Regions from separate parts of the Mus musculus genome. Here region 2 is linked to region 1. A link is a loop called in an ENCODE intact Hi-C map of the cell type or tissue named here. Cell type or tissue: heart. All regions are shown on one strand. Links, peaks and the distances in the headings refer to the core of each region. The heading gives the core; the rest is flanking DNA. Region 1 holds the start of Hsd3b6 (hydroxy-delta-5-steroid dehydrogenase, 3 beta- and steroid delta-isomerase 6). Region 2 holds the start of Hsd3b2 (hydroxy-delta-5-steroid dehydrogenase, 3 beta- and steroid delta-isomerase 2).

What was found. Hi-C counts contacts between places; a loop is a spot of excess contacts. Peaks named below come from ENCODE experiments on the same cell type or tissue, not always from the same donor. Only the 100,000 strongest peaks of a DNase experiment are listed, where the experiment ranks them.
Region 2: a loop joins it to region 1, with 20 times the contacts of the local background. A loop is called at or near these places in 4 of 42 quality-filtered maps.

What each region holds. Positions count from the first base shown.
Region 1 is chr3:98,805,808-98,818,611 of GRCm38, forward strand. It overlaps Hsd3b6 (hydroxy-delta-5-steroid dehydrogenase, 3 beta- and steroid delta-isomerase 6), which reads right to left and starts at 8,636. Exons shown (of 4, transcript NM_013821.3): 1 at 8,375-8,636; 2 at 5,095-5,301; 3 at 1,958-2,122; 4 at 1-864. The coding sequence starts at 5,239. The coding sequence ends at 53. In heart, for the core only: no CTCF peak of the experiment used is centred there; no DNase peak of the experiment used is centred there; H3K27ac peaks cover 776 bases.
Region 2 is chr3:98,712,637-98,725,440 of GRCm38, forward strand. Hsd3b2 (hydroxy-delta-5-steroid dehydrogenase, 3 beta- and steroid delta-isomerase 2) reads right to left here and starts at 11,907. Exons shown (of 6, transcript NM_001359741.1): 1 at 11,837-11,907; 2 at 11,197-11,256; 3 at 7,024-7,148; 4 at 3,780-3,990; 5 at 792-956. The coding sequence starts at 3,924. In heart, for the core only: no CTCF peak of the experiment used is centred there; no DNase peak of the experiment used is centred there.

The sequences.
Region 1 (12,804 bases), core at 3,069-11,068:
CCTTACTGGAGGACCTGGTAACACCCAGAGCCATGTCTCCACCCTCTTCCCATCACTGAGACTTTGTGTCCAGTGTCTCCCTGTGCTGCTCCACTAGTGTCCCGATCCACTCTGAGGTTTTCTGCTTGGCTTCCTCCCAGCTGACAAGTGGCTCATAGCCCAGATCTCGCTGAGCTTTCTTGTAGGAGAAAGTGAACGTGCTACCTGTCAGTGTGACCAAGTGGCGGTTAAAGGGAGGTATAAATCTGTAGATTGGACTCAGCAGGAAGCTCACAGTTTCCAGCATGAATGCAAGCCAGTACAGTAGGGGCACAGGAAGGCTCCAGCTGGAATCAGGGCAGAAGCCCCACTCCTTGCTCAGGGTGTAATTTAAATCATCATAGCTTTGGTGAGGGGTGTCATCTGAGATGTAGTAGAACTCTCCTTGGATATTTGGTGACTTTTTGGGGTCTCGAAGGCCCCTGGCAGCCAGAATGTGTGCCCAGGCTACATTACCCACATATACTGGGTTGGCTGTGGAGAATTTGCCCGTACAACCGAGAATATTCTTATTTTTGAGGGCCGTAATTATTGTGTTAGAAATGAATGGACTTCTCTCCCCATAAATATACATGGGCCTTAATGCACAAGTATGCAAAGTGCCACCAATTTTCAGCATGCTCCCATTGGCTGCCAGCACTGCCTTCTCAGCCATCTTTTTGCTGTATGGGTATGGATCAGACCATATGCTTTCATGATGCTCTTCCTCGTTGCCATTCAGGATTATCTCCTTGTATGAGTTGGGCCCTGCAACATCAACTGAGCTGGAGAAGATGAAGGCTGGAACACTGGCTTGGATACAGGCCTCCAATAAGTTCTGGGTACCTAATCACAGACAACACACTGTCAGTGTCTGAGGTTCACCATGTGCAAAGCTTCGTGCTCATTTTCATGCCCTAGCCCAACAACCTCTTCACTCTTAATGTGCATCTTCTTTAACTGCACTCATGGCTACCACGATATTGCCAGGGGACTACAAATGGAATCCAGAGAGCAAGTATGTCTTGGCCTTTGTGTTCACAGAACTGTGAGTGTGTACTTGCTTGTGTGTTTGACTGGGTGTTTTTCAACTTTAAAAGGCACCTAAAGTGTCTTATTAATTCATTCCTAACGGGTCTATGAGATAAGTGTTACACATATAACATGCATGTTTTTTAAATTTACATAACCAAAATTATTTCTTAGATTATGAACAGGAATTATAGAAGATTTAACATCGTTCAAACTCAAGGACTGTTGTTTACTGGTGATATACATGTTACATAGACGATTCATAAGAATAGTTTGTTTTTATTTTATTGTTTTGTTTATGTCATTTGATGAGACTAACATGAAGGGGACAAATGGCTATTGAATTTGGGAAGACATAGAGATACAATTGTGTTCCTAATTGAATGCACAATATTATAGCATTTTTGGTTCTATGTATGACTTCATTTACTCAGTTATTTAAAGTAAAGGTAGTAAATATTCCTTCTAGTTTTCATTCTGGAAACCAGCACTGAGTGACCTTATGTCTTGGCAAAAAACTAAAAGAATCTGTGTACCTCCTGTTGATCATTTCTATAATGGCAGAATATGGTGAGGCCCAAAAGCTGTAGCAGAACCAGCAGCATTAAAAGCAGGCACCTGCAAGATCTAGATCTGGCTCACATGAGGTGATGGATTTAAGGTTGTCATTTGCTTGCAGTTGGAGTCCAGTCTCCCTGGCATCGAGGACAGACCTCAAATTCTAGGTTACTTACTTTATACCTGCTGGGCCTTGGCCATGGATTAGTACTGTGCTCTACCAGCTGGATCTAGTGAGCAGAGGCATTAGACTCATAGTATGGAAGGTATTCCATGCAAAAACATCCCTTGCTGGTGTGTGTGGACATTAACTGCCCTACTTTCACCTTGTCCTCTCCAAATACATTACCTTTCAGATTGACATCTAGGATGGTCTGCCTGGGAATGACACCTGTGACATCAATGACAGCTGCAGTGTGGATAACAACAGAGATGCCCTGGCAGGCTTTCCTCAGGTACTGGGTGTCAAGAATGTCTCCTTCCAACACTGTCACCTTGATGTTTGTATCTAGGTCTGTGGAACACAAAAGCAGGTTACTGAGAAATTTCTTTGTGGGCTGTATACACCTAGATTATCAAAAATTGTCATAGTGGGAAAAATGTCAGAGAGGAAGCCTGGCATATAGAAAGAGAGGCAAATATTCTTTCCCCCTGCAGAAAACAAATCAGATAAACAAGCAGTCAAATGTTCAACAGAGTAGGTGGGAAGTTGACTAATTCATCAAAGTGAATAAGGTGGTAATGGAGAGCTGGCTAGAAGTGGGATTAGCAGTCAGAATGTCTATCCCAGGGTTTTGATGAGAAATCCATTCCCAGCAGTGGCAGAAGAGAAAGAAGACACACTGGTGGTGCTTCTTAAGTCTCACACAGCTTCAAGACCTACCTACCTACCTACCTTCTTTCCTTCCTTCCTTCCTTCCTTCCTTCCTTCCTTCCTTCCTTCCTTCCTTCCTTCCCTCCCTCCCTCCCTCCCTCCCTCCCTCCCTCCCTCCCTCCTTCCTTCCATCCTTCCATCCTTCCTTTCTTCCTTCATTCCCACACCTCATGGAGACTGGTCCTCTGGGCCCCATATAATAAATGAGGAAAGTGACTCTCAAGAAATCTGGGCACACAGTTATAGCTACAGCCACTGATTATACCTCACTTGTTCTCTCCCAACCTGTGCTATTAATCCATTCCTTGGCATTGCGTGGAGTCAATTTTTCAAAGACAGATTAAGATCATGCAACTAAACTGAAATTTCCCATGATGCCAAACAGTGAGAAAGGTTGGTGAAACACATAGAATTGGAAGTAACAAATACAATTGCTGGATCCCAATTCTCTACTAAGTATGCCTTATCTAGGCTCCCTCCTTTTGCCATGCAACTCCAGGAAGGTCCTGAATTATAGAGAGGCACAAATGACAGCTCAGAAGAAATTAGGTACCCATCTGAGGATTGAATACTGTGATCATGATCCTATCTAACCACCCCTTTCTTCTCTCTTGCATGTAATGTTGAAAACCAGTGGTTCTCACCCTTCCTAATGCTGCAACTCTTCAATACTATTCTTAATGTCGTGGTGACCACCAACCAGAAAATTAATTCTATTTCTGTTTAATAATTAATTTAGCTGCTATTACAAATTATAATGTAAATATCTGATATGCTGTCCTGGTGAAAGGGTCATTCCACTCCCAAGGAGACACTTGGCTAACTCACAGTTTGAGATGTACTGTTTTATAATAGATTGGTTCACGAATGTTGCTGTGATGGGAGAGGAGGAATCCAGACCTGTAGTAAAATAGTCTCATCCATGAGTTATTTGAGGACTCTGAGTTCCAAAGAGAGAGCCTGTAGAGGGTTTCCTGGTGGACAACAGAAGCACCCTTATCTAAGACACCTGGATGTGACAGATATTTGCACAACATCATCATGGAATGGTGCTGTCATCTGAGCTGTGTCAGAAAAACACCCAGAGAAACTCTGCCACACACTGGGTGGGAAGATACAGAGGCTGCAGCTGGACTTCCTGGGCTTCCATTTAGTTTCTTCATTTATCTGTGACATTTGGGGAAGCCAGTTAACTCCTGCACTTGTTTATCTCCATCTTCAGAAATAGAGGATAGAAACATTAACTACATTCCAGAAAGCTTACCCACAACCAATGAGTTGTCACCATGGTGTGAACCCACTTAGCCTGGCAGAGAAAGGACACTTCTAGGAATCTTCACTCTTATGCTTAGGCACGGCCTTTTCTATGCATACCCTTTTCTATGCATACCCACTGTGGAGCTATTCCTCCAGACTGTGCTTTGACTGTTTGCAATTACTGAGACATCAGGATTCTAATATAATTCGCTGTGTGTTAATATTGCTTTCTGGAAGCAACACTGAAGCCGATAGAGAAGAGGACTGATGCTGGAAGAGGTCAGAGAAAAGATGCAGAGAATGGGTGTTGTCCCAGAGGGCTATGGAGGGCTCTTTGTGCAGAGCATATCCCTAGGTAATGTACATTTTCCCTTGAAGCTGGGGAGAGGGCAAAGAACTAGCTTTGGCCACATACAGACAATGGGAATGAAGGTTCTGGATGTAAGAGTTGACCCCTGGACAAAATACTGAAGCTTAAGTGAGGGGCCTCCAGCTTGACCTGTTCTGCTTATTAATCATAGGATACTGCTAGAGTCATTTTTCTTGTTCCAACTTAAAGTCCTTGCTGTTCAGGTCAGTGACCTTTCCTTCTTTCCCTGCAAAGTTATTTTAATGACCTGAGGTTTCCAATAGGTGATAAAATATATTTCAAAATCTGTTGGTTCAGTTTTGCACAGAATAACAAATTAGGAAAAGGTTAGTGGCCTGCACGAGTCAATTCTGCAATTTTATTCATAGTACTGATAAACTCTAGTGAGGAGTGGGGACAAATAAATAAGAACAGTCCATGAAATGTATGGAAAGTCCTGCTCATGGTGGCTTTGTATAGGTTCCTTGGTATGACCTAATGCTCAGAAATCCACTTTCTCAATCCGCATCTCTGTGTCTTTCTGTCTGTTGTTCCTACCCCCATCCCTCTCCCTGTCTCCTTACATTTCAATCCTTTTCATGTATTTTTTCTTTTTCATTTTACTTCTTTTTAAGATGCTAAATGAAAGAACCCCCCACCACCACAAAAAAGCAAACAAGCACAAAACAAGCAACTAGATAAATAGCCATTAGAAGAGAGAGAGAGTGCTAGTGCTGAGGCCCCAGCTTAACAGTCTTTATGCCTATTACCTAACAACTGGCAAGTCCACATAAAAGAGCTACAGGAAAGACAGAACTTCCCAGTCCAAACTCTGTCTCTCCCAAACTGTGTTTTTGCTATGTGGGCTGTTTCCTTTTGACCAATGTGGACATGGAGAAGTGTTAGGACTGAAAGTGTCTTTTGTTTACTAGACAAGGGAGGATCCCTCCCATATGCAGGCTGTGTTGACCACACAGTCATATGGCAAATTCTCATGTTCACTTACTGAAGAATTGCTCCCTGGTTTCTGGTCTGAAGAACTTGTCCAGGACCCTGATCTCCTCCAGATCTTTCTCCTGCATCAACAACTGGACAATCCTCTGGCCCAAAAACCCTCCTGCTCCAGTTACCAGGCAGCTCCACCCAGGCATGGTCAACACAGGAAGCAGATCACAGTTGGTGTGAGATTAATGTACAGTGACCCTGGAGATGGCTAGAGAGAGAGAGAGATCTGGTGATTTCCCCAAACCCAGTTTCTCCCTCAAACCTCCCATAGCACAGATCAGGAGACAGGGGGAAAATTGTCCACAACAGAAATCAATGTATTCCAATGTGTACCAAGAAACTGTCCACTCATGGAGTATGGCTGTTTCACAATATTTCTCCTTTACCTAAATGCCTGTTGCAAGCCTGGGTTATTTCACCTGTGCTTCTGAAGAAATGGTTAGAAATTAGTGCTCAATATATCTTTACAAGGAATCATCAAGTTACATAAGCAGCTCCTGGAACCCACAGAAATGGTTGCATAACTTTGTTGGGTATTAAGTGTGTATGTGTGTGGAGGGGTGGTTGATGAGGGCAGTCATGAAGTAAGACATAAAGGATGGTCTCTGGGGTTTCTATGCTCTTGGAGAATATACCACCTTCCAGAAAGCTCTACAGATTTAATGATCTAGAACACAGGGAACCTGTCACTGGGGATCTGTTTTTTATACACCATTTATAGGCATGCTTGAACCACATACTATTCTGTTGAAACATGACAGGACACAGAGTTTAGCCGAGTGCAATCTGACTAAATAGGTGGCCCAATAAGTCCTGTCTTTTGTAATTCCTCAATCATTTCTTCCAAGAGGTTGTAGGACAGAAGCCATTTGGTATAGGAAGGCTCTGTCAACCAGTCACAGCCCATTTGTAGTACATTCAAGTCGTGTACTACAAAGGAAAAAGCACATTTCAATGATGGTATCAAAAGCCAAAGCCTGTTTGTTCCTTTTCTTTTTTCTTTTTTTCAAAAATCTCTCATGTCAAAAAGACACATAATTGAAAAATCTAATAAGTCAATAAGAATCCATTTAACCTTTATTAAGTGCTTCATACTATCTGAATATGTCTTTCAAGGGAGTTGGCCACTACACTTCCTCAAGTTTTTAGCAAGCATACACTTTCATGTCAGGAATATGGTATAATTGGACTATAAAATAATATTGTGTTGTACTCTAGCCTTGTTGGAGCAGTTGATATGAAATAATAGCCACTCAAATTAGAGCCCATTTATTCCCTTCTGTTTTCTCAGGGTCTCCCCATTTTCTCTCAATTCAGCAACACTCAAACATTTTCACATTTGGAAGGGGTATTAGGGGAGGTCACTTGCCCATCTAGATTGCATGGAACACTGCTAGTGTAATAAGTAAATCCTCTCCCATACAGTAGTAGGGGAAGCTTCAGCTTGTAGAACTGGTGACCTATCTGTACCAGTAGCCAATATAGCAGCATCCACTGTTAGCCCCATTACCATCTACTTCACCATGGATCCCCAGAAATTCTGAAAATAGTTTCCATGGGCTCTGTCCATAGCCTAGCATTTTCAGTTGCTTGAATCCTGCTCCTCAGACCATAGCTTGATGGGTTAGGAGTTGACCTTTCCAGTGATGTGAGATGTAAAATGTCTTAAATACATTTACACACACACACACACACACACACACACACACACACACACACACACCACCTATTCAATCCAACCTCTGGCTTCTGTTTTAAATATCAGGCAGAAGAAAGATTTCTTTATGGTTTACATTTTCTGTTCCACAGTAGTAGGTAAAAGAGATAAGGGCTTCAGGAAAGGTTTGATAAAAGGCACTCCTTCAGTGAACGTTTGTCTTCATCAATTATTGTATCCACTAAGGCACAGCCCAGGTCTAAGAGGACCTCCTCAGGGAGCTCTGCTCAGCTAGTCATCCCACTTCTCAAACAACTCAGATAAAAGTGACTCAGCACCCGGCATGGTGGCACACGCCTTTGATCCCAGCACTGGGGAGGCAGAGGCAGGCGGATTTCTGAGTTCGAGGCCAGCCTGGTCTACAGAGTGAGTTCCAGGAAAGCCAGGGATACACAGAGAAACCCTGTCTCGAAAAACCAAAAAAAAAAAAAAAAAAAAAGAGAAAAAGAAAAAAGTGACTCAGCTTATCATATAATGCCTGTTTAAACACTTTAAGTTTATAACCCATCTTCTCTGATATTTTGGTGCTTTAGTGCCAAGTTAATGACTTGAGTGCCCTTTGTCTAGTCCACTAGGCTGGCCACCAATTTGGGAATAACCTAGTGTCAGTTTTAACCATGTAGAGTTATACAATAGAGTGCCTTCTGCAACCATGGGTCCTGTACTAAACTAAGTATTTCTCAACTGTGCAGCTTTAAAACCAAATCCTCTGTCCAACTAGCTACTCTCACAGAGCACTTGAATATATGACAGAATTTCTGGACTGCACATCTTCCTGTTGCCACCATTTCTTGTTTTTTTTTTCCTTTAATGAAGTACATTTTGGTGAGCGAAACATATAGAGATAATTCCTATAGTTCTTGTGTAGTTGTCTTTGGAGGGCTGGTGAGGATTGGGGCTTTCGTTCAAATCTGTAGTATTCTGAGCTCTATCTAGCACCAGTCTGATCCAGAGCTCTTAATCCTTAAGACTCTCATGCCAGGTATCCTCTCTAACAATGACAAAACAATGGAATGTTTCACTCCCTATCTTATTATTAGCTTGTTTGTTCCTGTGCACTAGAATACTTTTTCCTCAGTTTAGAGTAAGCTCACATCAGTACCATGAAAATGGACTGGAGAAGGGGTGTTAACAGAATATTTCTATCTGGTTTTCTTCTTCCCAGGGTCTTATTAAAGTAATTTTTTCTCCTCTGCCTTTAACCATTACTTGTTTCTTTACATGTGAGGATGGCTGCCTGAGTCTAGGCCTTTGAAGAAGTTCTGGTTACAAAATGCCTGTGCTTGTATTTGACAATACCATTTATAAGTAGCATGCTTGGTAGTTAGCAATAGAATAGTGTAGGTAGCTAGTGAGTTGATGTGTTTTAGTCAGGGCTCACTAGTAGAATAGAAACGAAAGTATATATAATCAGAATGTACTAAATCGGCTTTAAAAATAGTAAGAACAGCTAAATCACAGTTCAGAAACTAGTGGTTACTTGGTCCTGAAGGGTAAATGACTCAACAGTTGCAGGAGTCCCATGATGGCTATCGCTCATGTCGAGGAGACAAACTGAACTTACTCAGCCACAAGGTGTGGGGTGTCAGCAGTCCCAGTCTGGAGCTAGAACTGTGGAAGGATGGTTTCTGTATCCCAGCTGGTCCCTAGTCCACGGTGATACAAGCTTGGAATGGCTGGTTCTGATCTCTGCAAAGGAACCAGCAGCAGCAGCAGCAGAAGCAGTAGTAGCAGCAGCAGCAGCAGCAGCAGCAGCAGCAGCAGCAGCAGCAGCAGCACTGCCAGTCAACTCAGATGAGAGGGGGAAGCAAAGCCAGCACGGTGTCAGATGTTCTTGCTGGACAGGACTTTTTATCTTGGCTGCTACCAGAGGGTTCCACCCACAATCGGGGTGGGCCTTCTCACATCAGTTAATGTGATCAGGACACTTTGAGTTAGTCTCTTTGTGGCAAACTGACATTAAAGGCAACCATAATTAGGTGTTTCCTATGTCAGGACCAGGTTGGGGGGCTTCTTTCGGGGGAAATACTCCTCCTGAGCTAAAGAGAACACCCTGTCCTACAACCTAAAGACCATCCTAAACAGAAAAATACAATGAAAATAGATTTGATTAACTTGAAATGAAGCTAAGACATTTTTGTAGTAACAGGTTCCCCATAAGTCTGTGGGGAGCCTCTCTACTTGACCTATGATAACTAATTTTATATATTTAACTACAGATCAATCTACCTTTGAAATATTTTTAATAGTGACAATCAGATCTATTTTTAGCGGGTTAAGAGTGAACAGAGCCAGGTGGAGTGCTGCAGAGGTCACAAGGTGAGGGACCTGGCCCAGGGCTACAGCTAGCTGTGTTTCTGCTGACTGGGAGACAGACAAAAGAGGGGAAGGGCGCACTAGACTCCAAGAGAGTGAGATTATGGTCTGTGCACTGCCCTGTGTGCTTGGTTTCCTGTTTTTATAAGTTGGATTGCCTTCTTTGTCAAGTTCAGGATAATACCTACCTTGTGAAGACCCTCTTTTACATTTCAGGTACATTTTAGAGCAGCGAAAAGTTATTAGATGGATATTTAATTTTGAATGTGTGACCATGACCACTGGTAGGTGTCTTGTTCTCAAGTGTTCCACACTCATTCACATGGTCAATATCCAAAAACAGAGTGCAGTTGGGAGGAGAGAATGCTGGCAGTGGTGAAGGGATATTAGGGGGACATTAGGTGAGGGACTGTTTGGGCTGGTTTGAAGGATGGATATTATCATACTTCATGTATACAAATATGAAACTCTCAAGAATAAAGCAAAATTAGCATCAAACCCCACAATACCTAACAAAAATGACTATTTTAACATCTTTAATCTTTTTTTCATCTAATTTTCTTGTAAATTTACATAAAAGTCTTAACAAATTCCTTCTCACCTGCATTTGGAGATTTGTCAAAGTTCCTCTGAGTCTTCTAAAGCCTGAGTGTAAATGTCTAAATAAGGACGAAGAAGAAGGCCAATGCCTTTGTTCTTGAAGGTCAGTCAGACCCGGAGGAAGATTTGAACCTCTATGAATACTAAACTCCAGAGTGACCGTTCCTTTTAATGACAGATGCCATGGAGACATCAAAGCAGGAAGATCAACCAGGGTTTTATGTAAAGAGGATAATCATGAGGCAATGGCCTCACATGCTTTAACCAAAAACCCACATGGTTATTAAGACCTTTGACCCAACCCTGAATTTGACCAACAGATAGAGTGACCTACCTACCACCCCTCCAGCTTTGGATGAATTATCATTCTAAGAGGTTAACTACTGGAAACCTATTTGGTCTTGGATACCCAACAGGAAAGAATAATACCCCAAATAAAGCAGTTATGAAATTGTAAAACAGGTGCTACAGCCCCTTGTTGGGGTTTCCAGATTGACCTCATTTAGTCAGGGGACCTAAAAAAATATAGGAGAGTCAATAGACTGACTGGTTTTAGTCAGTTTAAAAGGGACTTTAGTAGGCATTATTGACTAATCAAGTGGCTGTCAAATGCTACTATCATGAGTTTCACCTGGACAGGGGTCAACATTATTTTCCAGAAAATGACCAGAAGGAGCTGTAAGAGAGTCCTACCAGAGCACTAAGCCAACTAAGTGCACATACTTTCTCTTTAAAGGAAACCTCCGTGACCAACTATAGGTAATCAAATAAAAAGACCTATGACACAGAGCTTCTGCTTTTAAAATTGTCCTCCTGGGAAATGTCTCAGTGACCTTTATGTTTCCCCTTTACTGCAAGAAAATTCTTTCTCCACTGCCATAAATTCTTTTCAGCATGCTCTGCTTCAAGATCAAAACTAATTTTGCCTGTCTCTGAGTAAATGTGAGTATAACTCTCTGTCAGATACTGCCCCCCACACACAACCTTCATCACAGCTGTCATTCATCCACAGACTCAATATACCATGCCTACCCTTTACACAGACTTCAAACTGTTTCCCTTAACTCCTACACTATGGACCTTCGACACTAATAGATCCTATCTACATTTGTTTGTTCTAATTGCTGTCTTTTGCCTCAGAGGATCTTCTGGAAAGCAAGCTAATCCATACCTTCTGTGATACTACAGGCTCTTTCTCATTTCTTCTCCTCTGAAGGGATAGGCTTTGTTTGTTTGTTTGTTTGGGTGGGTGGGTGGTATTGTTGTTTACAACAGGCACACTGCCAATTTTCACAATCCTTGTTTGGCTGTGGCTGTCCCTCATCTCCAGCAGCATTTCTTACTGCTCTTATTCTACTGTACATTGTTAGTCCCTGACCCCACAGTGACTAAGTTTGTTCCTTTAAGAACTCAAAAGGCTTTCTGGCTAGAACAGCTCTGAGTAACTTGTCCTGATGGGTTTGGATACTTTGTGTCCTAGTTAGAGTTTATGTGGCTGTGATAAAACTCCATGACCAAAACCAAATTGGTGAGGAGAGGATTTATTTCAGCTTACAACTCCACATCATAATTTATTCCTGAAAGAAATCAAGGCAGGAACTCAAATAGATCAGTAACCTGGAGGCCGGAGCTAATGCAGACAATGGAAGAGAGTTATTGTCATGCTCCTCATGGCTTGTTTGACCTACTTTCTTATACCACCTATGACTGAGTGACACTAATCACAGTGAGCTGCGCCCTCACACCAATTATCAGTCAATAGAATGCCCTCCAGACTTGCCTACAGGCCAACTGCTAGGAGGCGTTTCTCAATTCAGATTCCTTTTATATGCACATGATCTTTGCTTGTGTCACACTGACATAAAAACTAGACAGCACACGTATTTTTGTGCTTTTGTCCCTTGATATCTTCTTTGATTAAATTTTTCATATAATTATAACATTCTATATTGTAAAGTATTATGCTATTATCTTTGGGATAACAACTATTACCATCAACACTAAAACCTGTTTCACATAACTGAGATCTTGAACTCCAAAGTATGTTACAGGCTAGCCTCTGATCTCTTGTGATGGCCATTTCCTCTTCTCTCCAAATCCCTCCTCACCAACATTCTAGGTTTTAGAGCCCTACCTCTTTTTGGAAGATCAACAGGACCAGCTAGGACCCCAAGACCTATGCTCAGCTTTGAAGCAGTTTCAGAGGACAAATCCTCATTCACAGTCAATAATTTGACACCGGTAATCTACGGAGAAGATGTCCCTTTACCAACTCTCCAGAGCTCCTCAGGAAGGGCTCTCACGTGCACCTGTAACTCCAGTTCCAGGGATCTGATGCCCTGTTCTGGTCCCATCATACCAATGGTACACAGATATTCATGAATGGTACACAAAATGAAAATACAATGAAATTTTACGGAAATATTGAGACTGAGGGCCATGCTATCAGAGAGTGAGTGAGCACAGCAAATGTTCAAAAGCAGGGGTCACCCACTACCTGTTCTTCCATTATCATTTTTCTATGGGCTCCATATTTTCTTCAGGTACTGTACCTTTCATCTAGGATAGTCTGCTTGGGTACAAGACCTGAGACATCAATGATGGCAGCAGTGTGGATGACAAGAAATGCCCTGGCAGGCTCTCCTCAGGCACTGGGCATCCAGAATGTCTCCTTCCAACACTGTCACCTTGGCCTTTGTCTGCAGCTCTGTGGACACAAAGCATGTCCTTGGGAAACTTTCTGCATGGGTGGAAATTTCCTGACACAGGTGTCAGTTACCTAGGCCTTCAAGAGAAATAATGGTAAGAAGACAATGGGAAGGACGCCTTTCTACAGAAGGAAGCATAAACACTCAAAAATCAGAATGTAGTATTTTTAGGGAAGGAGGAAGCATCTATATCCATCCCATCCCTTTGTAGAAAATGTGTCTGAGCAGTAAGATTTCTGCTTTGTACATAAACAGAGTTATGGGAAATTCCTACATTCAATAAAGCAACTGAAGAGGTGGTGGCATTCACGTATAAGGAGGGAAAAGCATATTTAATTGATAGGTAATGGGGAAATCATGTGTGGATTTG
Region 2 (12,804 bases), core at 2,280-10,279, 94 kb before region 1:
TATATTTTTACACATATAGATTCATGCCTGATTTTTAAAATTACAAAACCAGAAGATTATTTCTTAAATTATGAATAGGAACTTTTTAAAATTAAGGATCATTGAAAATTAACATTGTTCAGACTCAAGGACAGTTGTGTACTGGTGATATACATGTTTTATTTTATTGTTTTGTTTTTGTCATTTGATGAGACTAGCCCAAAGGGGACAGAAGGCTGTTGGATTTGGGGAGATATAGAGATACAGTTGTTTTCCTGATTGTATACACAATATTGTAACATTATTGGTTCTATCTATGACTTCATTTACCCATTATCTGAAGTAGAAGTGATAAATATTCCTCCCAGTTTTCATTCTGGAAACCAGCCCTGAGTGACCTTATGTGTTGGTATTGGCAGAAAACTAAAAGAATCTGTGTACCTCCTGTTGATCATTTCTATAATGGCAGAATATTATGAGGCCCTAAAGCTGTAGAAGAACTAGCAGGATGAAAAGCAGGCACCTGCAAGGTTTAGATCTGGCTCATAAGAGGTAATGGGTCTGGGGTTGTTAATTGCTTGTAGTTGGAGTCCAGTCTCTCTGGAATTGAGGACAGACCTCATATCCTGGGTTACTTACTTTCTATCTGGCAGGCCTCGGCTATGGAATAGCACTGAGCTCTACCAGCTGGATCTAGTGAGCAGAGGCATTAGACTCATAGTATGGAAGGTATTCCATGCAAAAACATCCCTTGCTTGTGTGTGTGGACATTAACTGCCCTACTTTCACCTTGTCCTCTCCAAATACATTACCTTTCAGATTGACATCTAGGATGGTCTGCCTGGGAATGACACCTGTGACATCAATGATGGCAGCAGTATGGATGACAACAGAGATGCCCTGGCAAGCTCTCCTCAGGTACTGGGTGTCAAGAATGTCTCCTTCCAACACTGTCACCTTGATGCTTGTCTCTAGGTCTGTCAAACACAAGGCAGGTCATTGAGAAGTTTCTTTGTGAGTTGTATACAGATACTAGTTACCTAGATTATGAAGAACTGTCATAGTTGGAAAAATATTGAAGAGGAAACCTGACATATGGAAAGAGAGTAAAATATTCCCCCACCCCACCCTGCAGAAAACAAATCAGATAAAGAAGCAGTCAAATGTTAAGGAGAGTAGGTGGGAAGTTGACTCATTCATCAAAGGGACTTAGGAAGTAATGGAGAGCTGTCTAGCGGTTGGATTACTAATCAGAATGTCTGTCCCAGCGTTTTGATGAGAAATCCATTCCCAGCAGTGGCACCAGGGAAGGAAGACACACTGGTGGTGCTTCTTAATTCTCACACAGCTTCAAGGCTTTCCTTCCTTCCTTCCTTCCTTCCTTCCTTCCTTCCTTCCTTCCTTCCTTCCTTCCTTCCTTCCCACACTTCCTGGAGACTGGTCCTCTGGACCCCACATAATAACTGAGGAAATCTGAGCTCACAGTTATGTCTACAGCAACTGATGATACCCCACTTGTTCTCTCCCAACCTGTGCTATTAACCCATTCTCTGGCATTGCTTGGAGTCAATTTTTCAAAGACAGATTAAGATCATGCAACTGTACTGAAATTTCCCAGGAAGCCGAACAGTGAGATAGTCTGGAGAAACCCGGGATGGAAGAAACATATAGAATTTATTGCTCCCAATTCTCTACTAAGTATATCTTATCCAGGTTCCATCCTTTTGCCATGCAACACCAGGAAGGACCTGAATTACAGAGAGGTAAAAAAGAGACTGCTCAGAATGAATTAGGTACCAAGCTGAGAATTGAATTCTCTAATCATGATCCTATCTACTCACCCCCTCCTTCTCCCTTTCTGTTGATGTTGAAAACCAGTGGTTCTCACACTTCCTAATGCTGTAACCCTTTAATACTGTTCCTTATGTTATGGTGATCACCAACCAGAAAATTACTTGTATTGCTAACTCATAACTATAATTTTGCTGCTGTTACAAATTATAATGTAAATATCTGACATGCTGTCCCTGTGAAAAGGTCATTTTACTCCCAAGGAATTACTTGGCTGACTCACAATTTTAGATCTACTGCTTTAGATAGACTTGTTCAGGAGTATTGCTGTGACAAGAGAGTAAGAATCCAGACCTGCAGTGAAATAAAATCTCATCCATGAGCTTTATTGAGGACTCTGAGATCCAAGGAGAGAGCCTGTAGAGTGTTTCCTGGTAGAGCCATAGCAACACCCTCATTTAAGACATCTGGATGTGACAGATATTTGCAAAAACAACATCATGGTATGGTGCTGTAATATGAGCTATTTCAGAAAGAGACAGAGAGAACCTCTGCTACACTCTGGGTGTGAAGAATACAGAGGCTGCAGCTGGACTTCCTGGGTTCCCATTTAGTTGGTTTATGTATCTGTGACAATTGGGGAAGCCACTTAACTCCTGCACTTGTTTATCTCCATCTGCAGAAATAGAGGATAGAAACATTAACTACATTCCAGACAGGTTACCCACAACAAATGGTGTGCCCCCACGGAGCCTGGCAGGGAAAGGACACTTTCATGAATCTCCACTCTTATGTTTAGGCATGGCCTTCTCTATGCATACCCACTGTGGAGATATTCCTCCAAACTGAGCCTTGACTCTTTGCAAATATTGCTGAGACATCAGGATTCTAATTAATTGAATTGCCTGTGTGTTAATATTGCTTTCTGGAAGCAACACTGAAGATGATAGAGGAGAGAACTGATCCTGGAAGAGGTCAGAGACAAGATGCAGAGGTTGGGTGTTGTCCCAGAGGACTATGGAGGGCTCTGTGTGCAGAGCATATCCCTATGTAATGTGCATTTACCCTTGGAGCTGGGGAGAGGGCAAAGTACTAGCTTGTGCCACATACAGACAATGGGAATGAAGACTCTGTAGCCAAGAGTTGACCCTTGAACAAAATACTAGAGCTTAAGTGAGGGGCCTCTCGTTTGACCTGTGATGCTCATTACTCATAGGACACTGCTAGAGTCATTTTTCTTTTCCCAACTTAATGTCCTCAATCTTCCATTGACCTTTCCTACTTTCCCCACAAAGTTATTTTAATGACCTGAGGTTTTGAATAGGTGGTAAAATATATTTCAAAATCAGTTGATTCACTTAGTGGCCTGCACCAGTGAATTCTGCAATCTTATTCATAGTGATGATAAACTCCAGTGAGGAGTGTGTTCAAATGAATAAGAACAGTCTATGAAAGGTATGGACAGTCCTGCTCATGGTGTCTTTGTGAAAGTTTCTCAGTATGACCTCATGCTCAGAAATCCAGTTTCTTAATCCCCATCTCTGTGTCTTTCTATCTGCTGTCCCTACCCCTAGCCCTCTCTGTGTCTCCTTATATTTCAATCCTCTTCACATATTTTTTACTTTTTTATTTTACTTCTATCTAACATGCTAAGTCAAAGACCCTCTCCCTCAGAAAAACAAACAAGCGCAAAACAAGCAACTAGATCAGTAGAAATTAGAAGAGAGAGACAGAGCTAGTGATGAGCCCCCAGCTTAATGGTTATTATGGCTATTACATAGCAACTTTCTAGTCCACATAAAAGAGCTACAGAAAAGAGAGAGAGAACTTCTCAGTCCAAACTCTGTCTCTCCCAAACTGTGTTTTTCTATGTGTAGTGTACCTTTTGATGAATGTGGACAAGGAGAAATGTTATGAATGCAAGTGTCTTTTATTTACTGTAGAAGGGAGGAGCCCTCCCATGTGCAGGCTGTGTTGGCTACACAGTCATTTGGCAAATGTTTACTTACTGAAGAATTCCTTCCTTGTTTCTGGTCTGAAGACCTTGTCCAGGACCCTGATCTCCTCCAGATCTTCCTCTTGCACCAACAACTGGATGATCCTCTGCCCCAAAAACCCTCCTGCTCCAGTCACCAGGCAGCTCCACCCAGGCATGGTCAACACAGTAAGCAGATCACAGTGGGAGTGAGGTTAACTTAATGTACGTGACACTGGAGATGGCTAGAAAGAGAGATGATGTGATTTCCCCAAACCCAGTTTCTCCTTCAAACCTCCCATAGCACAGATCATAAGACATGGTGGCAAATTCTCCATATCACCAATCGACCTATCCCAATATGTACCAAGAAACTGTCAACTCACAGGGTGTGGCTGTTTAACAATATTTCTCCTTTACCAGTTTCTCCTTCAGACCTCCCATAGCACAGATCATAAGACATGGTGGCAAATTCTCCATATCACCAATCGACCTATCCCAATATGTATCAAGAAACTGTCAACTCACAGAGTGTGGCTGTTTCACAATATTTCTCCTTTACTTAAATGCCTGTTGCAAGTTTGGGTTATTTCACCTGTGCTTCTGAACAAATGGTCACAAATTGGGGCTCAATATATCTTTACTAAACATGATCAAGTTACATAAGCAGTTCCTCGAACCCACAGAAATGGATACATAACTTTGGTGGGTATTAAGTGTATAAATGTGTGTGTGTGTGTGGAGCATTGGTAATGGGAGTCATGGAGTAAGACATAAAGGAAGAGCTTTGGGGTTTCTATGCTGTGGTGAATATACAGCCCTCCAGAAAGCTCTACAGATTCAGCAATCTGTAACACAGGCAAACTATCAGTGGGGGTCTGTTTTGCACCCCATTTATAGGCATGCTTGAACCACATACAATTTTGTTGAAATGTGATAGGACACAGAGTTTAGCCAAGTGCAATCTGATTACATAAGTGGCCCAGTAAGTCCTGTCTTTTGTAATTCCTCAATCATTTCTTCCTTGAGGTTGTGAGAAAGAAGCCATTTGGTATAGGAAGGGACTGTCAACCAGCCACAGCCCATTTGGAATGGGATTCAAGTCATGTACTACAGAGAAAAAGCACATTTAAATGATAGTATCAAAAGCCACAGCCTGTTTGTTTGTTCTGTTTTTTTTTTCTTTCAAAAATCTCTCATGTCAAAAAGACACATAATTGAAAAATCTAATCAGACAATAGGAATCCATTCAACCTTTATTAATTGCTTCATACTATCTGAATATGTCTTTCAAGGGAGTTGGCCACTACACTTCCTCAAGTTTTTGGCAAGCATACACTTTCATGTCAGGAATATGGTATAATTGGACTATAAAATAATATTGTGTTATACTCTAGCCTTGTTGGAGTTGTGGATTTGTAATAAGATCCCCTCAAATTAGAGCCCATTTATCCCCTTCTGTTTTCTCAGGGTCTCCCCCTTTTCTCTCAATTCAGCAACACTCAAACATTTTTGCATTTGGAAGGGATATTAGTTGCAGCCACTTGCCCATCTAGATTGCATGGAACACTGCTAGTGTAATAAGTAAATCCTCTCCCATACAGTAGTAGGGGAAGCTTCAGCTTGTAGAACTGGTGACCTATCTGTACCAGTAGCCAATATAGCAGCATCCACCATTAGTTCCAATACCATCTACTTCACCATAGATCCCCAGAAAGTCTGAAAATAGTTTCCATGGGCTCTGTCCATAGCCTAGCACTTTCAGTTGCCTGAATCCTGCTCCTCAGACCATAGCTTTGATGGGTTAGGGGTTGACCTTTCCAGTTATATGGGAAGCAAAATGTCAAACTCTTGAATATATTTACACACACACACACACCACCACCACCACCACCACCACCACCACCACCACCACCACCACCACCACCACCACCACTACCACCACCACCACCACCTATTCAATCCAACCTCTGGCTTCTGTTTTAAATATCAGGCAGAAGAAAGATTTTTTTTTGTTATTTACATTTTCTGTTTCACAGTAGTAGATAAAAGAGATAAGGACTTCAGAAAAGGTTTGGTAAAAAATACTCCTTCAGTGAACTTTTGTCTTCTTCAATCATTGTCTACACTCAGCCTCTACTAAGACACAGCCCAGGTCTAAGAGGACCTCCTCAGGGAGCTCTGCTCAGCTAGTCATCCTGCTTCTCAAAGAACTCAGATAAAAGTGACTCAGCTGATCATATAATGCCTGTTTAAACACTTTAAGTTTGTAACCCATCTTCTCTGATATTTTGATGCTTTAGTGCCAAGTTAATGACTTGAGTGCCCTTTGTCTAGTCCACTGGGCTGGCCAGCAATTTGGAAATAACCTAATGGCAGTTCTAAGCATGTAGAGTTACAATAGAGTGCCTTTTCCAACGATGGGTCCTGTACTAAACTAAGTATTTCTCAACTGTGCAGCTTTAAAACCAAATCCTCTGTCCAACTAGCTATTCTCACAGAGCACCTGAATAAATGACAGAATTCTTTGACTGCACACCTTTCTGTTGCCTCCATTTCTTCTTTTTCCTTTCCCTTAATATTTTGGTGAGCAAAAGATATAGAGATAATTCCTATAGTTCTTGTGTAGTTGTCTTTGGAGGACTGGTGAGGATGGGGGCTTTAGTTCAAATCTGTAGTATTCTGAGCTCTATCTAGCACCAGTCTGATCCAGAGCTCTTAATTCTTAAGACTTTCATGCCAGGTATCCTCTCTAACAATGACAAAGCAATGCAATGTTTCACCACCTGTCTTATTATTAGATTGTTTGTTCCCGTGCACACAAAAGTACCATGAAAATGGACTGGAGAAGGGGTGGTAACAGAATATTTCTATCTGTTTTTCTTCTTCCCTTGGTCATGTTGAAGAGACTTTTTTTCTCTTCTGCCTTTAGCCATTACTTGTTTCTTTACTTGGCTGCCTAAGTCTAGGCCTTTAACAAAGAAGTTCTGATTGCAAATGCCTGTGCTTGTTGGTGGATAATACTATTTATAAGTAGCATGCTTGATAGATAGTAGTACTATACTATACCTAGCTAGCTAGTTGATTTGTTTTAGTTAGGGGTCACTACTAGAACAGAAATAAAAGCATATATATAATCAAAATATATTAAATGTGCTTTAAAATAGTAAGAAAGGTTAAATCACAATTCAGAAATTGGTCCTAGAGGCTAAATGACTCAACATCTGCAGTAGTCCCACTTGGCTGTCCCTCACATTGAGGAGACAAACTGAACTTACTCAGCCACAGGGTGTGGTGTGTCAGCAGTCCCAAACTGGAGCTGGAATCTTAGAAGGAAGGTTTCTGGATCGCAGCTGGTTCCTAGTCCAGGATGACACAAGCTTAGAAAGGCTGGTTCTGGTCTCTGCAAAAGAACCACCATCACCACTACCACCACCACTACCACCACCACCACCACCACCACCACCACCACCACCACCACCACCACCTCTACCACCACCACCACCAGCAGCAGCAGCAACAGCACTGCCAATCAACTCATATGTGAGAGGGAAGCAAAGCCATCACAGTGTCAGATGTTCTTCTTGGACAGGACATTTTTATCTGGGCTAATACACTAGGATGCCACCCACAATCCCTCTTCCCTTTTTCTCTCCCTCTCTTACCCTGATATATCTTATTCAAGTCTCTTTCCTTCATCCATTCATAGCTTTTGCCCTTTGATAGAGAGAGTTATTGCTCAGCCACCAAAACCTTCCTGTATAACTAAATTCTATGGTACTGATTGTAGCTTGGTTATCATTGATTTAATAGATAATATTCGCATATAAACAAATACATACCATATTTGTCTTTTTGAGTTTGAGTTTCCTCACTTAGGACAATTGTTTTCTAATTCTATCTATTTTCTTTAAAAGTTCATTATGTCATGCATCACCCCCACAAAGGTTTTGTCATTTTCAATATCCATACATTTGTTGATGGCCATTTAACCAGCTTTCGAAAATGTTGGCTATTTTTAATAGAGCAGCAATGAACATGTGTGAGGAAGTGTCTCTGAGGTAGGAGAAGGTGTCCTTTGGGTTTATGTCCAAGACTGGTAATGTTGAGTCTTGAGGTAGATTGATTTCATCTTCCTGAAAAACCCACATTGATTTCTATCTTGCCTTTAAAATTTTGTCCACCCAACAACAATGAATAGGTCTTACCTTCGTTCCCATCTTCACCAGTGTAAGTTGTCACTTGTTTTATTGATCTTAGCTATTTTGACTGGTGTCAGATGAAATCTCAATGTAGTTTTCATTTGCATTTGTCTAAAATCTATGAATGTTGAACATTTCTTTAAGTGTCTCTGAGCCACTTGATTTTAGTCTTTTGAAGTCTCTCTTTTTAAATCTGTACATCATTTTTAATTGGGCTGTTTGCTTATAATTTACTTTGTTGATCCTTACATAATTTTGACATTATCTCTCAATAGATTTTATATTTGGTAAAAAATCTTTTCCCATTCTGTAGTCTGCCAAATTCTGGTGACCTTAGCCCTTTTAGACTCTCTGTGTTTCATCAGATTATCTTTGTTAATTGTTAATCTTAGGGCTGATGTTAACACTTTTGTGTTCAGAATGCATTTTCTTATTGCAATGATTTCAAGGGTATTCACTGCTCTCTCTTCTATCACCTCCAGTGTAACTGACTTAGTTTGAGGTATTTGATTTATTAGTAGTTGGTTGTTGCACAGGATGAGAAATATGTATGTGTTTACAATTCTTCTACATGCAGGCATTCAATTTTGACAGTACTATTTGTCAAAGATGCTGCATTTTCCAGTGTCTATTTCTGGCTTCCTTATTGGGATTTAAATGTCCATATGTGTGTGGGTTTATGTCTGTGTCTTCAGTTTGATTCCATTGACTGCTATTGTTATAGTGCTATGCTGTTTTGCTTACTACATCTAAAAACTGGGCATAATGATACCTTTAGCAATTCTTTTATAATTCAGGAATGTTTGTTTTAATATTCTAGGTCTTTTGTGTGTTTTCAAATGAAGATATTTGAAGAATTATCATGACATCTCACTGGGGACATCATTGAATCTGTAGATTGCTTTTCTTGGAATGGGCTTGGTTACTAGATTAATCCTATTGACCCTTGAGCATGGAAGTTCTTTCCATCTTCTGATAGCATCTTTAGTGTCTTAATGCTTTTATTATACAGACATTCAATTGCTTGATTATAATTATTCTAAGATATTTTATCTTATTTCAGATCATTGTAAAGGATTTTGTTTCCCCAACTTCTTTCTCTATCTATTTGTCATTAAATATAGGAGGATAGTTATTTTTGTGAGACAATTTTCTGTTCTGATATTTGCTCTAAATATATATCAACTCTAGGAGTTATCAGTGGAATTTTTCATATCAGTTCAGTATTCTATTCTTTTATCATCAATTAAAGATATTTTGACTTCCTTTTCAACATGTGTCCCCTTGATCTCCTTCTGTTGTCCTACTACTTTAGCTGAAAATTCTAGTAGTATATTGAACAGATATGGAGAGAGTGGGCAAGCTTGTCTTGTTCCTGATGATAATATAAAAGTTTTTGAGTTTCTCTTCATTTAAGTTGGTCTTGGTTGTGGGCTTGCAGTTATCTGTGGCCATTACTTGATGTATGTTCCTTATATCACTGATCTCCCCAGGACTTCTTTTTTAAGGTGTCTTGGATTTTGTCAAAGGCCTTTTCAGCATTAATGAGATTATCCTTGCAGGAATAGTGCTTCTATAAGTCTGGGAAAGAGAAGAGGAGGAAGGCCTGCCTCTGTCCTTTGTTCTCAGCACTTATATAAATTTCTGAGTGTGTGTTCACATGGTAAAAACCTCTCTATGTGTTTTAACATAAATTCAGATCACTAACTGAATAAGAGGTTATAATAGAGAAGGTCTACACACATACCCACCAGGAGCATTGTTTGTTACTAGCTTACAGATTCTTGGAAAGTTAAAGACAATAACTAAGCTGTCCTTGAAGTTTTATATAGATAACCCAGTCAATATCTTATCTCTTGTTTTTGAAGCTGTGGTCCTGTGGTGTATCTCTTCTTTAATATCTTTGATTAATTGTTTCTGTAGCCCCTTGGAATGTGCCCTAAGTTTTAGAAGTCTGTTATTATCTACAAGTCAACTAAGGAGTTTTGTTACAAAAGGGTGTTGAATGTCTCCTTAGGCTTTGCCATTCTTCATGATGGTGATCATAGCATGCTGGCTGTTTCTGCAGAATGAATGTTCTTTGTTTTTTCATACTCTAAGAGTTTAGGGTCTTCCTTCAGCAATTACCAGAATCTATTCACTTAGAAGAACATTAACTTCTACTAGTCCAAGAGCCAAGAACATCATTAGATAGTATCATATGTATAATGGTTTTCCACATCTTGTTGTGCTTCTCTTTTTGGTGAACCCACCAGCATACTTTAAAATTTCTTGATTTATGAATTTCTTCTTCTGTAAGTTCAAAAAAAATCCTGTGATCTTGCTTGTATTTTGAAATATACCATTTTGTGTTTTCTTTCTTTTTTTTTTATTTCTGTTTTCTCCTCAGTTTGATTGTTTTGCAAATTACAGGCTCCCTCTTTATTTATTTATTTTTATTAGGTATTTTCCTTGTTTACATTTTCAATGCTATCCCAAAGGTCCCCCATACCCACCCCCCAATCCCCTACCCACCCACTCCCCCTTTTTGGCCCTGGTGTTCCCCTGTACTGGGGCATATAAAGTTTGCAAGTCCAGTGGGCCTCTCTTTGCAGTGATGGCCGACTAGTAATTTCTGTTCTCTCAGCAGGAGCTGCCTGCCTACTCAGACAATGTGGGTATAGATGCAATGTATGATGTATCCCTCACACAAAAATGTGATAAATGACACTTAACACATTTATAAGGGCAGTGCCCTTTCCTATGATATGACATGGACGTGTTGAAGTGAGCACCCTCATATAGTGAGTAAGAGGTTGAGAAGGATGTATAAGCAGAAGTCATATCTTATTGCTGCTTCTGGTGGTAAATTGACATGCACTGTTTACACATATTGATATCCAAATCTGAGATTCAGCCCTGTCCTTTGACTTTAGACTCAAGCATGTTTATCTCCAATGTCCTTTAAAATGCTTTCCTAAGAGAGACTACCCCTCCTTTACCCTTGTGAAATGTAGACAAGGCATAGAGAAGAGTTAAAGCTATACAAAACATTTTGTCCTTGAGACCAGCTAGAACAACCATTGCCAAGAGAAGTTACTATTGCTTCTCTCATGGTGGAAATCAACCTATTGTGGGAATAACCAGCAGGAAGTTCACCTAAATAATCAGAAACCTCCCTACCAGGCAGTTTATTCTTTACTTTGTATTGCTGATACAAAACATCACAGCCAAAGCAACTTATAAAAGAAAGCATTTAATTGGACTTACGTTTTGTTTTCAAGGATTGTAGATCATGAAACAAGAGCAGTTGAGATCTCCATTTTTGATCTGGATGGAAAGAGCAGAGTGTGCAGTAGGATTGGCTGGAAGCTTCAAAGTCCACTTCCAGTGACATACCTCCTCCAAGAATGCCACACCTCCTAATGCTTCCATAGCATTTCCATCAATGGGTACCATATATTTAAACATGTGAGACTATGTGGGTGTTTGCATCCCACCATGAACCCCTGGAGCTCCAGCAGGAATGATCCAGCAGGGTCTCCCTAGTCATTTCTACTGGATAATTTAAGAACCTTATTTGAGGTTACAGTTGCTTCCTTTCCTACTTGGGCTACTCTAGTCTTATCTTCTTAGTAGTGTAAGCCCATAATTTGATGATGTTATTTGTTGATTCTCTCTCTCTCTCTCTCTCTCTCTCTCTCTCTCTCCCTCTCTCTCTCTCTCCTTTACTCACTTTGTGTTTTATGATTTCTAGTTAGAAATCTACCTACTGTGGGAGTAACCAGCAGGAAGCTCACCTAAATAAGTGAAAACCTCCCTACCAGGCACTGTATTCTTTACTCTGTACTGCCAATACAAAAACCTACAATTAAGCAACTTATAAAAGAAGGCATTTAATTGGACTTACATTTTGTTTCCAAGAGTTGGAGATCCTGAAGGCAGGCACAATTGAGAGCTCCCTTCTTGATTAGGACACAGAGAGCAGAGTGTGCTGCAGGATTGTTTGGAACTAGCTATGTGCTATGAAACATCACTCATTTATTTTGTGAAGTACCCGGTTTGAATATTAAATTCCTTGTCAGCCATAAGTGCTTACTTAGAAATTCTTGGCCTTAGTGGAAAAGTACTACCTTAGTTGAGGTTTCTGTGGGAAAATACTACCCCAAGTTAAGAGCAAATATCTATAGATCTTGTGGACAGGTACCAAGCAACTCTCTCTGTTCTGGTCCTCCTGCTGAACTTTTTACCTAGCCAATATCCTGCTATTGGAAACAGGTGCATTCACCCAGAGACAAAGCGATTCTGCATCCTCCTCCTCCCCATATCCTGCTTCTATTGGGTATAAAACTTGCCTGGGAAAAAGAACATTTGTCATCTTGATCAGACTTCACTTGTTGTCTGTTCTTTCTTGTTCCCCATTTTTCTTCCAGTTTGTTCTCTAGTCCTTGTTCACCTTGCTGCAGGTTGGGATAAACTGGTGCCCAGAATGTGGGGCTTCCCAGGGATCACTGAGGAAGAGAATGCTGCTCATTATTGGAAGGTTGGCCAACATGCTCTTCTTGAGAAGCACCAGAGAGATATTTCGCTTCAGCTCAATGCTACGGTCCAACCTACTGTGAGACAGTCTGGAAAGAGAGCATAATGTGGTGCAGATCTTAGGAGAAATACAGTAGGACATGGGACAAGCATTTTCTAAGTAGTCACTTTTTATGTCAGGGCTCAAGGAGTCACTCAAAAAGTGAGGAACTAGGGTTCAGAAAAAGGATTTAAAGAAATTTTTAGATTTTGTCTGAGACATTTGCTCATGCTTCTCCCAAGAGAGAGTGCTGGAAGTGCAGTTTCTCAAAGAAACCATTCCCTGTCCTCCTTCTGCTA